Linked DNA regions of Homo sapiens: region 1 is linked to region 2. Evidence: read pairs that join two places in POLR2A ChIA-PET (ENCODE). Cell type or tissue: GM12878. All regions are shown on one strand. Each heading gives the region's core, and the rest is flanking DNA. Links, peaks and the distances in the headings are about the cores only.

The links. ChIA-PET counts read pairs that join two places held together with the same protein. Peaks named below come from ENCODE experiments on the same cell type or tissue, not always from the same donor. Only the 100,000 strongest peaks of a DNase experiment are listed, where the experiment ranks them.
Region 1: POLR2A ChIA-PET joins it to region 2 with 6 read pairs; 2 of 35 experiments call an interaction of 5 or more read pairs at or near these places.

Annotation. Positions count from the first base shown.
Region 1 is chr1:35,229,490-35,232,415 of GRCh38, reverse strand. No RefSeq gene overlaps it. Among named protein-coding and RNA genes, the nearest start is that of ZMYM4, 38 kb to the left of the region's middle. In GM12878, for the core only: no CTCF peak of the experiment used is centred there; a DNase peak (open chromatin) is centred at 1,685; H3K27ac peaks cover 1,306 bases.
Region 2 is chr1:35,035,138-35,038,063 of GRCh38, reverse strand. It overlaps LOC124903990 (a long non-coding RNA gene), which reads right to left. Exons shown (of 2, transcript XR_007065739.1): 2 at 1,094-1,258. Among named protein-coding and RNA genes, the nearest start is that of ZMYM6, 4.7 kb to the right of the region's middle. In GM12878, for the core only: no CTCF peak of the experiment used is centred there; no DNase peak of the experiment used is centred there.

The sequences.
Region 1 (2,926 bases), core at 144-2,643, 190 kb before region 2:
GTGGTGCCATCTCGGCTGATAGCAACCTCTGCTTCCCAGGTTCCAGTGATTCTCCTGCTTCAGCCTCCCAAGTAGCTGAGATTACAGGCACCTGCCACCATGTCCTGCTAATTTTTGTGTTTTTAGTAGAGACAGGGTTTCTCCACGTTGGCCAGGCTGGCCTCGAACTCCTGGCCTCAGGTTATCCACCCGCCTCGGCCTCCCAAAGTGCTGGGATTACAGGCATGAGCCACTGTGTCTGGCCTAAAAAGGAAATTCTGACACATGCTACAACATGGATGAATCTTGAGGACATTATGCTAAGTGAAATAAGCCAGCTACAAAAAGACAGCTTCTATATGATTCCAATTATATGAGATTTTTTTAAAAAAGTTTATCAATCTCAAATAAACTATATATCTGTATATGCTGTATATCCAAGCATAATAAAAAAAGTCTGTAATCCTAGCACTTTAAGAAGCCGCGGCAGGTGGATTGCTTGAAGTCAGGAGTTCGAGACCAGCCTGACCCACATGGTGAAACCCCATCTCTACTAAAAATACAAAAACTTGCCAGTCGTGGTGGCAGGCACCTGTAATCTCAGCTACTTGGGAGGCAGAGGCAGAAGAATCACTTGAACTTGGGAGGCAGAGGTTGCAGTGAGCCAAGATCACATCACTGCACTCCAGTCTGGGCAACAATGTAAGACTGTCTCAAAACAAAACAAAACAAAACAAAACACAAATGTAGCAAGGAAGCCCCAAACCAGAATAGGTTCAGAAAGGCTCCTTTTAAAAGGTGTCCAAAGTAGTAAAATACCCAGAAAGATAAAGTAGGATTGTGGCTGCCAGAGGCTTGCAGAGGGGGAAAATGAAGAGTTGTTTAATGGGTATAGATTTTCAGTTTTGGAAGATGAAAAAAGTTCTAGAGATCTGTTGTGCAATAATGTGAATCTACTTGACACTACTGAATTATACACTTAAAAATGTACAAACGTAGGCTGGATGCAGTGGTGCATATATCATTATAGATGTTTAAAAGTGTTATTCATTAATATCACAATCAACCTTATTAATATAATAAAAACCTTCAGTATCACAAAGCTGTCAACCTCATGATGGCAAATACAACTTTTCCAAACTTCTAATTTTATGTGAAAGCTTGGATTTATTATTGGCAACAAATACTGTCTGTAGTCCCAGCTACGCGGGAGGCTGAGGCAGGAAGATCACTTGAGGCCAGAAGTTTGGAGCTGTAGTGCACTATGATCATGCCTGTACCCTAGCTTAGTAAACATAGCAAGACCCCATCTCTAAAAAAATAAATAAATAAAATTTAAAATTTTTCAATGTACAAAGATGGTACATTTTGTTATTTTTATCACAATTTTTAAAGGCAAATAAGGTAGTATAACTATTATCATCATTACTGTAAGAATAGTTTTGACCTCATAAACCCTCTGAAAAGGTCTCAAGGATTCTCCAGAATCAGGAATCCTTGAGAATCATTGCTCTAAACCAGGCATTGACATAATATTTTTGTCCTCATTTCTGCTTATATATTTCCTGCATTCAGAAACAAGTCTACACTCCACAACATGGCCTTCAAGACCATTCATGATCTGGCGGTATTACCCCTTTTTGTTCTGCCTTCTCTGTGTTCTAACCACAATGACATTTGTTGTACTCCGCACACAAAATACACTTTCACACTTCTATGATTTTGCTCAAGCCACATTCTGGGAACCCCTTTTCATTCTGTTAAAATCCTACTTGTTGGGCCAGGCGCAGTGGCTCACACCTATAATTTCAGCACTTTGGGAGGCCAAGACAGGCGGATCACCTGAGGTCAGGAGTTCAAGATCAGCCTGGCCAACATGGTGAAACCCCATCTCTACTAAAAATACAAAAATTAGCAAGGCGTGATGGTGGGTGCCTGAATCGCTTGGTCTCAGGAGGCGAAGGTTGCAGTGAGCTGAGATGGCGCCACTGCACACCAGCCTGGGTGACAGAACAAAACTCTGTCTCAAAAAACAAAACAAAAAAAATCCTACTTGTCCTTTAGGATTCAGCACAAACACCTGTCCCTCACCAAGTCAGGATAAAATGTCCCTTTCTGTAGGCTCTCTGGGCATTTTATTTGTCCCTTTACCTTTCTACTTATTTTCTTTGTTCTCTATTTAGTCATTTGTGTGTCTGTGTTTTCACTAGATTGTAAAAATTCCCAGGGTGATTTTTACAGGAAACAGGTAACCTGTTTCCCTTGCTGCATACTTAGCACAGTGCCTCCTTGGGTGAGCTGGGCAAGTTAGCTGTTCTCCTAACTTCTGTTTCCTCATCTGTAAAGTAGGAACAACGACACCCATCTTGTAAGTTCCTGGGAAGATTCAGTAAGATCATATCTGTTGATGTCTAGCCTAGTTCCAGGGACATTGTAGGACTGAGGTGGGAGAATAGGGTCTGGAGACAGGAAGCCTAAGGCCAACCCATGGTTGCCTTCTTGGAAGTGGACTAAGAGGAAAACCCCACCTTTCCACAACAAAGTAATGAGGGACCAAATGTCCCCCACTTTCTGAACCTCTCCTCCCCTACATCCTGAACAGGAATGTCTGTAATTGGTCTATTCTGAAACCTTCATTTGCATATGCATCACAGGCAGGATGCCTCTGATTGGTCCTGGGCAGAATCCTCCCTCTGACTGGTCCTGGGCAGAAGTCTTCATTTGTGTAGGATATAACCTATACAAATCAGAGGTCTCTAAAGGGTACTTAGGGGTGTTACCATGCTCTTTTAATTCAATAAAAATCCCAAGGAACATTACAATCAGGGCTCTTGCTCCAGTGGTCTCCAACTCTGTGGAGTGTACTTTCACTTCAATAAATCTGTGCTTTCATTGCTTCATTCTTTTGCTGCTTTGTTTGTGCATTTTGTTCCATTCTTTGTTCAAT
Region 2 (2,926 bases), core at 121-2,620:
TTTAAAACTTTGCGGGTATTTTATGAATATTACTTGGATTCACACCATACCCCCCAAACCACATCCATACTTCTTTCTGAGACAGAAGTCTCTCTACTTTGGATGTGTCTGATTGCTGTAGTGCAATGCCCTTATGTTTCTCCGAAGTCCTTCTGTCTAGGTGAGATGGTCTACAAGGCACTGCCTAATTCCTTACGAAGTCTTACAGCTGCACTCTTGATTTGATCTGAGGCCTCATTTAACTTGCAATTTCCTAAATTTGATCTTTGCTCTGAAGCCATTTCTTATTTTGGTGATCTTTTGCTAAGTCCTTAGTCCTTTACTCACTAAGTCCTTTACATTTTGTCTCATTTCTGCTTGAAAATTGAATAATTTCTTCTTTGGCTTATTTCTCTTTTGCAATACAACATCCTACGTGGTTAAAAGAAATCAGCAAACGCTTTTAACATTCTGCATGGGAATCTCCTAAGGCAGATCCAGAAGGTCATTAAGTATGTCTCCTAGCTTCTAAGTTATCACAGATGACAGTGCTGCCAAACATTCTGCCAACGCATCACACTGGTTGTTCTCTCTCCAGGCTTTAATAAGTTTCCTCACTGCTCTTCTAACCTCCACTCAAAGCCTCCTTGCTGTCTTTCCAGGCTCTGCCTGCTGCCTGGTCCCAACATCAATGCCACATGTTTTATGTTTTAGTTATGGCAGTATCCCATTTCTAGATATCAGTTCTCTAACAGTTATCTACAAAGGGGTGTTTTGTTATATAACAACAGATGCTGTAATCATCTAGTAATCTGGAGGATATAAGATGGCTTCACTCATATGTATGGGGCCTTGGTGCTGGCCATGGGGTCACTCTCCATATGTGACTTCTCATCAGTCAGCAGTTATCCCATTTAACTTTGACATGGTGGTAGGAGTGTTCTATGACAGCGTAAGCAGAAGCCCCAAGGACAATAGAGGCCTATGCTTAGGAACTCATATGGTATCACTTCTATAACATTTTGTCAGTCAAAATAATTCACAAGCCCAGTCAAGAAACAACAGGTAGGAAAAAAGACTATGTATTAGTCAGGGTTTTCCAGAGAAACAGAACTAATAGGATACGAAGATTTATTATTATGAAGAATTGGCTCACATGATATGGAGGCGAAGAAGTCCCACAATCTGCTGTCTGCAAGCTGGAGACCCAGGGAAACCAGTGGTGTAATTCAATTTGAGTCTAAAGGTCTGAGAAGCAGGGGAGCTGATGGTATAAATCCTAGTACGAGGGCAGGAGAAGATAAGAGGGGATGTTTCAGCTCAGACAGTGAGGCAGGAAAAAAAAAAAAAGAGCGAGAGAGAGGGCAAATTCCTCCTTCCTCCACCTTTTGTTCTATTCTGGCCTGGCCTTCAGTGGATTGGATAATGCTTTTCTATATTGGGAGGACATTCTATTTTACTGAGCCTACAGATTCAAGTTGACACATGAAATTAACTATCACAGACTCCCTCTCTCTCTCTTTGTTTTTAAATCTGCCATCTGCACACTAAAGACTCCTCTTGATGGGAAAAGTTGTAACAACTTTATGGCCATATTTAACCTTCCACAGGTAACTACAAACATCTTAAAGTAAATATAATATTCAATAATTTTATGTTGAAAGCAACATAACAGGAAGATATAGATGCCCAATATCACCATTTCCATTCAACATATTACTACAGGTTTTAGCCACTGCAATAGGCAAGAAAAAGAAATAAGTTATATAATTGGAAAGAAATAAAATGGTCATTATTCTCTACATAGCTGGAAACAGAAAGTAAGAAAAATGGCTAGACTATTAGAATTAATTAGTTTAATTAATAATTCAGCAAGGGTGCTAGCTTCAAGACCAACATACAAAAATAATTGTATTTCTATATTTACACTGAAAACAATTAGAAAATAAAAATTTACATTTAAAATGACATGAAATATTAAATGCCTAGAATAAATCTAACAAAGAGGTGTGCAATATCTACACTTAAAAACTATAAAGCATCAAGATAAATTACAGACACCAAAATAAATGGAGGAATATATCATTTTTATGGATTGAAAGATTCAACCCCACAGAATGCTGTTATTAGTTTCCTAAGGCTGCTTTAATAAAGTACCACAAACTAGGTTTAAAAAAAACAAACAGAATTTATATCACCATTCTTGGGGCTAGAAGTCTAAAATTAAAGATCGGTAGGGTCATGCTTTCTCTGAAACCTATATGGGAGAATCTTTCCTTGCCTCTCTTAGCTTTTGGTGTTATCAACAATCCTTAGCATTCCTTGGCTTGCAACTGCAGTACTTCAATCTCTGTTTCCATCATCGCATGGGGTTCTCCTCCAATGTGTATGTCTTCATATCTTCTCCTCTCTTAAGGACACCAGTCATAATGGATGAAGCGCCCACCTTCCTTCAGTGTGGCCTCATCTTAACTAATTACATCTGCAACAATCCTATATGACTAAATAAGGTCCCATTCTAAGGGTTAGGACTTCAACATATCTTTTTAGGTGACACAATTCAACATAATGAATAACAAATACCAATTCTCCAAAACAGGCATACCACTTCAGTATAATACTAAACAAAATCCCAATGGATTCTAAAATTTGTAAGGAAAGTTTTGTCACAACTGACAAGCTGATTCAAAAATTTACATGAAGATGCAAAGGACCAAGGAAAGCCAAGATAATCTTGAAGGACATAATAGGAGGGAGGACTTTTTCTATCATATACTAAGATTTATTATAAAGCTATTACAGAAATTAAGACAGTATGGTATTTCCACAAGGAGAAACAAAAGGAACAGCCTTCATAGTCCTGAAATAAACCCACACATATATAGACAACTGATACATGACAAAGGTGTCAATGCAGAACAGTGGGGAAAAGGACAGTCTTTTTAAA